Linked DNA regions of Homo sapiens: region 1 is linked to region 2. Evidence: chromatin contacts called from ENCODE Hi-C data. All regions are on one chromosome and are shown on one strand. The core of a region is the stretch at or near the end of the contact, and the rest is flanking DNA. Distances in the headings are between cores, read along the strand shown. Region 1 holds the start of CNIH4 (cornichon family member 4). Region 2 holds the start of RAB3GAP2 (RAB3 GTPase activating non-catalytic protein subunit 2).

Region 1 (3,822 bases), core at 696-3,195, 4.1 Mb before region 2:
AAACATTCCACCTACCATTTCTCTAAATGCATAAATTGGTGTAAACCAGGGCTATTTAAAATTATCAAGCCTGGTTTTCCAAACTGCAAAAAGAAAAAACCCAGCTACATTTCTGAGCATAAGCTCTAGTTCAGGGGTGTCCAATCTTTTGGCTTCCCTGGGCCACACTGGAAGAAGAATTGCCTTGGGCCACACATAAAATACACTAATACTAATGATAGCTGATGAACTTAAAAAAAAATCACCAAAAAAGAATCATAATGTTTTAAGAAAGTTTACAAATTTGTGTTGGGCCACATTCAAAGCTGTCCTGGACCACATGCAGCCCGTGGGCCGTGGGTTGGACAAGCTTGCTCTAGTTCCTTATATCACAAGAGGGGCATAGAGGTCATCAAAACTTAGGCAAGTGATGCTGCCCTTTCAATCAGCTCCCCAAACCTACTAAAACTCAGAAATCTTGTCGTTAGATATCATCAAAGTAAAAACTGCTGCTCAATTGGGGAGGGTGGGGACACGAAGGCAGAGCAATATTTACTGAACATTAGCTATGGGGCAGGCACTGTGCTAGGGTGCTCAGCACCATTCTCATTGTGCATATCTAGGAAATAAACATTTCCTATTTTAAAGATCAGAAAACTGAGGCTTAGGGAAATAATGTGCAAGCAAAGAGCTAGCTGACCAGGAAATCTGATTCCAAATTTTGTCCCTTTCCACTACAACAGGATGCCAGTCCACAATGAAAAATGAAGCTGCACTGAACATATACTCTGTACGACTATCCTAAAGCCCGCATGCTCTAGCAAACAAATGGTTTAATCCGATCAGAAACAGGTACATGTGATTTCCAAGAAAGGAAGCTGAAATGCGGAGTTCCTCATACGTTTTTTCTTATATTTAATTACTTAAACCTGGATGGTGCAATACAACATTGGGCAACAACTAAGCCTAGATGCTTTGTCAAGAGATGGGAAGAGTTGTAGCCGACATGGCTACTGCAGTGCTAAATTCAACCACCATTTATTGCTCTGGAAAACAGTTTGAATACTGCAACTTAAGTTTTAACATGGATCGATAGAAAAATTTAAAAGCTGAGAAACGATTGGGAACTACAGCAGATGTAGTTATTGAATTTACAGATCTGCAACCACCGGGGACAACCAAAATAATCACTTTGTAGACAGTTGTTAAAACAACTCCTTTCCAACACTCACTACAAAACGGCACAGTGAAGGAAGCAACTTCGCTCCTTTGGCGAATGAGTCAACTCCTGGATGTGAAAGGTCCCTGCAAGTACTAACACCCGCCAGAACAAAGGGGCGGGTGCCGGGGGTGTTGCGTGGGGAACAGGAGGAGGCAAATGGCCCGCACTTATCCCGGCACCCGACTGTCGCAAGCGACCGCCCTTGGGACCCCCAATATCCGACGAAGAGCACGGCGCAGGGCCTCTCCCAGAAAAACAGCGACGCTTCTCTCCCGAGGGCGGCCGTGGCTCAGGCAGGGCTGGTCCGGGCGCCGCGGGGACGAGCGGAGAGCAGGCGGGCAGGCCGAGACGGGGCGCGCCCGGAGAGGCCCACTCGGACCCGAGTGAGGGGCGGCCGGCAACCCAGGCAGGGCAAGTGCGTGCAGGGCAGCAGGGCCCGTCGGGTAGGGCAGCCAGCCTCTCCTACCCGCTCCGGGGCCCGCGCCACCGCCCCGGCCAGGCCAGCTCCCAGGGAGCCCACGCCCGCCGCCGGGCGCCTCCCTAGTCCCACACACCTGCCCGGGTGCCCAACTGGCCCACCCTCAGCCGTGTCCCCCGGCAAGGCGTTCGCCTGCCTCAGGCAAGGATACGAAGTAGACCGAGAGGAAGATGAGCGCGCAACAATCGAGGAGAGAGAAGACGAACACCACCGCCTCCATCCTCCTCCTCCGTCGCCGCCGCTCCTTCCGTCAAACCCGCTCGGATGCCCCGACCCACCCCTGATAGGCCCTTGCCGGGGCTGGCTGAGGCGTGTGGTCCTCGAATCCTGGTGTGGCATGCCGGGAGTTGTAGTCCATATTTTAAAAAACTCTACGGCCCTAATTCTGACGCATGCTGGGAATTGTAGTTCATTAGTACAAGTCCATATCAAAGAGGTGGGCAGGGCCTCTTTCATAAATCCGATTATTTCCAGAAATGGAATTAATCAACAAGTATTTACTCAACGCTTTTCTTTTAAAGAGCTGGGGTCTTGCTCTGTCGTCCAGGCTGGAGTGCAGTGGCGTGATAGAGCTCACTATGACCTCGAATTCCTGGGCTCAAGCAATCCTTCCACCTCAGCCTCCCGACATGCCCAGCTAATTTTATTTTATTATTTCTCATTTTATTTTATTTTTTGAGACAGGGTCTCACTCTGTCGCCCAGGCTGGAGTGCAGTGGCATGGTCACAGCTCACTGCAGCCTCTACCTCCTGGCCTCAGGTGATCCTCCCACCTCCGCCTCCTGAGTACCTGGGATTACAGGAATGTACCACCACGCCTGGCTAATTTTTTGTATTTTTAATAGAGATGGGGTTTTTGCCATGTTGCCCAGGCTGGTCTCGAATTCCTCGGCTCAAGCGATCTGCCTGCCTCAGTCTCCCACAGTGCTGGAATTACAGGCCTGAGCCACTGCACCAGTCTCTACTGAACGCTTTTAATCCGGATATCCAGTAGGATGTATTTCCCATGTGTGAAATTTTCTTTAGAGTTGGCTCTAGAACCATTGCATTCCCTGACTTAGGATTTGTAAGGGGTTTTCATCTCAAAGCACAAATCTAACTTAATGCTCCTGGCTTGACTTTTGCGATTTGCCCTTCCCTTCCTGATTTCAATTTCTCCAGAGATTTCACAGTCCTTTGTTTATCCTCTCCTACAGCAATGTTTCTCTCCTCTCTAGATTTTAAGATCTTTAAGAAGTGAATACGATGTCTTACTCATCCATTCATTCATTTAACAAATACAGTTGTATTTGCAGGGGCTACTTTCCAAGACCCCCAAGTGGATGCCTGACACGATGGATAGTACCAAACCTTATGTGTACTATGTTTTTTCCTATATATACATACCTATGATAAAGCTTAATTTATAGATCAGGCACAGTAGGAGATTAACAAGTAATAATAAGATAGAACAATTATACTGTAATAAAAGTTATGTAAATGTGGTCTTTCTGTCTCAAAATATCTTATTGTACTGACCCTTCTTTTTGAGATGATGTATGATGATAAAATGCCTATGTGATAAGATGAAGAGACAGATGCAGCCTCTCCAGTGATTTTTATATTTTTCAGTCCAAATCTATTCTTACATTCATGTAACTATCCATTACTTGCAGTAAGTGGCTTGGTATCACTCGTTTTAGGGAATCCCTCACTGAAGTCTTTGTATAGGCTCAATACTTTCTGGCTCAACACGTTGCCATCAATTGGCACATGTTTTCTGTTCATGTCTTCCACCCACAAATGTAATGCCTCTTCCATCTTTTTTGTGGTTGTTGTTTTAGTTTTTCTGAGATGAAGTTCACTCTGTCACCCAGGCTGGAGTGCAGTGGCGCCATTTCAGCTCTCTGCAACCTCCACCTCCCAAGTTCAAGCGATTCTCCTGCCTCAGCCTCCGGAGTAGCTGAGATTACAGGTGCATGCCACCACACCCAGATAATTTTTTGTATTTTTAGTAGAGTTGGGGTTTCGCCATGTTGGCCAGGCTGGTCTCAAACTCCTGGCCTCAAGTGATCCACCTACCTTGACCTCCCAAAGTGCTGGGATTACAGGCATGAGCCACTGTGCTGTGCCGCCTTTTCCATCTTAACTAAGCACTTATCAG
Region 2 (3,819 bases), core at 973-3,472:
AGACCTCGGAGAGACACTGTCAATGCTGGGATATGTAAGGCCTGCACATTTTTGCAATGTGCTTTCTTATGACTGTGGAATAAGTGATATTCACTGTCTGATGCAATCCTCCCACATGCCGCAGAAACCATGGTAGCAGAACTCCAGAGGCATCCCCCCCTGTTGCATTACAACTTCCTGGGGGAAGAGTTCAGTTCATGAATGTGTTGTAATTTCTGTGAAGGGTATCTAAAGTCCTTAAAAACATCCATGAATGATCCTTTTCAACAGTACTTGGAAGGAAGTCAGGGACTTCACCATTAAAACTGAGCCAACACAGTAATGAAATTCAATGACCACCACAGGAGACATATGAATGCCTCAGGGAAGAACAAAGGCCAGCAAAATCAGCCAACAGCAGTTACTTCCACAAAATGCATTTACCTGAATAGGAACTTGAATGGTTTTCAAGGAATGACAGTCTCCTTCCAGAAAGTGTCATGTGTTTGTTATTCGTCCAGTAACACTAAGAATCTAAATTTAAATTTTGGTTTAGTTTGGGATTGGTGCTGGATTTTAGGGAATAATCTTATCAGGGCTGGATTATTCTAGTTAGTGATGATCTGAGGAAACACTGCATTTCTTCAGATGGAAGAAGGGAGCACTGGCAGCTTGCTTTTTCTGAAAGCTTTGATTACAGAAGTATAGGTCCCTGATGCTTAAAGGGACCTTACAGCACATCTGATTCAACTGCCTTTTATAGGTGAAGAACTGATTCCTGTTAACCTGATAACATAGAAATTGCCTATCCTATTTTGTGAAAATCATCCTACTCTAGAAGTAGGAAATAATGGAGTAGGAACCTGGGCACTAAATTATAGTTGTTATATTATTAGGACTAAGTGTGTATGTCCACGGGCCTGACAGAAATGAATGCTCTGGACCCCATCCACTTGCCTTTCATTTGTTCCTGTGCCCTTTTTTCATACAAAGTGGATGGCCTCTTTAGGTTTCCTTTAGGAAATGTGTAAGTGCCTACAGGCCTTTGTGCTCACATTAAAATAATTTTTTTTGTTTTTATTTTTTGGAAAAATAACTTAAAGTCTGCTCAGAGACAGCTCAATTTCTTTATTTTAAAAATGGGATAAGACACACTATTTTTAGATGGCATTTGTGACTATCCAAATGAACAATGTAAAGTACTTTCAAAAATAGTGCTTTGTCAAAGAAACAAGTTATTCTATTTACTTTATGTATGCATTCCATTTATTTCTTCAGCAAATATTTATGAAGCACTTACTAGCATGATCACAATTTCAGTTAAATAGTTAAGTACAGTAGTCCCCCCTTTATCCATGGGTTCATTTTCCACATAATTATTCAATTTAATTATTAGTTATTGTTAATCTTTCACTGTGCCTAATTTATAAATTTAACTTTATCATATATATGTATAGGTAAAAACATAATACACATACATAGGTTTCAGTACTATCCATGGTTTGAGTCATCCACTGGGGATCTTAAAACATATCCCCTTGGATTAAAGGGAAATACTGTAATTAATTGCTTACTGCCTGTATCAGTCACTAGAATTCCAGCTTTCTGGGAAAAGGTACTTCTTCTCTTTTGTTCTCTAATGCTCAGCACCCTGCGTGGCTGGCATTTAAAAGACTAACAAATATTTGTTGAATGGATGGATGAATGCATGAATGAAAAACCAAATGAATAATGAAAACAAAAGTGTATAATACACTATAACACGTACTATATTGGGCTTGCGTAGTACTATGGGAATCTATAGTAGGAGCATTTAAAGCCAGCCTTGACGGGGCTAATCTCCGGAAGAGCAATTAATCTTTTCAAAATCCGACTCTTGCAGGATACGGTCCCCCACTGGCCTGCCACTAGTTTAAAACGAATTAGTTTCTGTGAAACATCAGGATCGTGCCAATAGTAGGGGACCAATAAGACTGAATAAGTCAAAGGGCTGCGCGGACAAGTCCAATTAGAACACCTCTGGCTAAAAGCCAGAATGAATGAAAGGGTTCATGCCTCGGCGTAGACACACAACTGGGACTGAAAAATCTGCCCCAAGCCTCCACGTCGACTTTGGCTCCACCTGCAGCGGCGGCGCCGTAGTCACGTGACCCGGGCCCCCGCGCCCTAGGCGCCTGGGCCAGCCTGCGCCTGCGCAGTACTCGGAGACAGCGGACCCGTGTCAGTGACAGCTTCCGGTTTGGTTTCTCCGCCTTCTGCTTGGCTAGAGCTATTGGGGCTCGGTGGCGGCCGCAGTGGGGTGGAGGGGGCAGGGCGTGGTGAGGTAAGGTGAGTGCCGTAGTGGGGTTCCCTGGAGCCATGGCCTGCTCCATTGTCCAGTTCTGCTACTTCCAGGACCTCCAGGCCGCCCGGGACTTCCTCTTTCCTCACCTGCGGGAGGAGATCCTCAGCGGCGCCTTGCGGAGGGACCCCAGTAAGTGCCTCTCTGGCCTCGCCCTTCCTTCCCTCGTCACCCGCGGCCTCTGCTCACGGGTTCGAGTCTCCTACTCGCTCTGCGCCTCCTGCCTCTGCCCTCTGGACCCCCAGTTCTCCCCGTGCCTCCCCTCCGCTCCGGGATGACACCCTGCCCACCTCGTCCTGAAGCCCCATTTGTGTTGTCTTCCTCTCGACCCAGCTTTTCTCCTTAGGCCCTCTGACCCCTGGCTAAAAACTGCGTCTTGTTTCCTCTCGCCTCTGCCTATCACCGCTTTCTCCCTCCCTCCCCCCACCCCCACACATTCCTAGCTTTCTCTCTGAGTATCTTCTCCGTCTCCCATCTTCAGCCTGGGGTCGTTCCCTGTTTCATGTTGCCTGCTCCGTGATCGCATCCTCCCCGTTCCTTGCCACATGTCAGCGCTCCACTCTGGTATTGCCCCAGCTCCCACTCTCTTCCATCCCGGAGACTGTGGCCTTCTGCTACCTCCCATTCCGAAAGTGTTGATCATCCCCCCACACTCTCCCTTCTTTCATCTGCATTTCCCCCATTCAGATTTTGAGAACAAATGGCTGACAAATGAGTGACTCTTGAGGTAAGACTCTCTCAAAGAAGGAAAATAACCTGTCAGGAAGTGAACGAGAATCTACATTAGGAACTAAAATTACAGTGACATAGCCAAGAAAGGTTAATTTGCTTTATTGAAGCCTTCCACCTATTTTTATCATCAAAGTGTTTAATAAGCCTTTCCCCAAGTAGTATAAAGTTCCAAGGCTGGTTTATTAGATACTATATAGGCTTTCAGAATTTCGTACATTTCATTTTGAAAGGGTGTGCCTTGTGTTTTATTTTATTTTATTTTATTTTATTTTATTTTTGCATTTCCAACCTGAAGCACATTTGGCTTTGTAGTACAGCGCTCTCACTTTGTGCTATACCGGAATGGTGATATAAAGCCCACTAAGCTCCTCTCCCTTTTTTAGAAAATTTAGAAGATATCAAATCGAACCCATCTGTGAATGATTGCATACTTTGTGCCAGTCATTGGTGCTACAAACCAAATAAGGTTGGTGGACCCTGCTGTAGGAACTTCTGGTTTACAGACAAATCATTAACTTCCATTCAGTGTGACTGAGATATACATGAGGCATTTTCTTGAAGTGGTGATACTTAAGCCTACCTTTGAAGTACTAGTTAGAGGAGTAAAGGAGCAGTAATAGCATGTGCAGAGGAAGGGAGGCCTGAAATGGCATGGTATTTAGAGAACTAAGAAAAGCTGAATGGCTGGAGAGGAGGATGGGAGAGGAAGAGTTGGGGCAATGAGGCAGTAGTAGTAATAAGGAGCTAGACCATGAGAGGCCTTGTGA

What was found. A loop is a pair of places that touch in the nucleus more often than their neighbours do. Pooled maps may share reads with other maps.
Region 1: a loop to region 2 is called in a pooled map, with 15 times the contacts of the local background. The contact joins the promoter of CNIH4 here to the promoter of RAB3GAP2 in region 2. A Hi-C loop is called at or near these places in 5 of 50 pooled maps.

The regions. Positions count from the first base shown.
Region 1 is chr1:224,355,002-224,358,823 of GRCh38, reverse strand. It overlaps CNIH4 (cornichon family member 4), which reads right to left and starts at 1,945. Exons shown (of 5, transcript NM_014184.4): 1 at 1,831-1,945. The coding sequence starts at 1,899. RefSeq lists enhancers at 1,095-1,595, 2,153-2,292 and a silencer at 1,503-1,872.
Region 2 is chr1:220,270,856-220,274,674 of GRCh38, reverse strand. It overlaps RAB3GAP2 (RAB3 GTPase activating non-catalytic protein subunit 2), which reads left to right and starts at 2,222. Exons shown (of 35, transcript NM_012414.4): 1 at 2,222-2,452. The coding sequence starts at 2,338. RefSeq lists an enhancer at 3,627-3,819.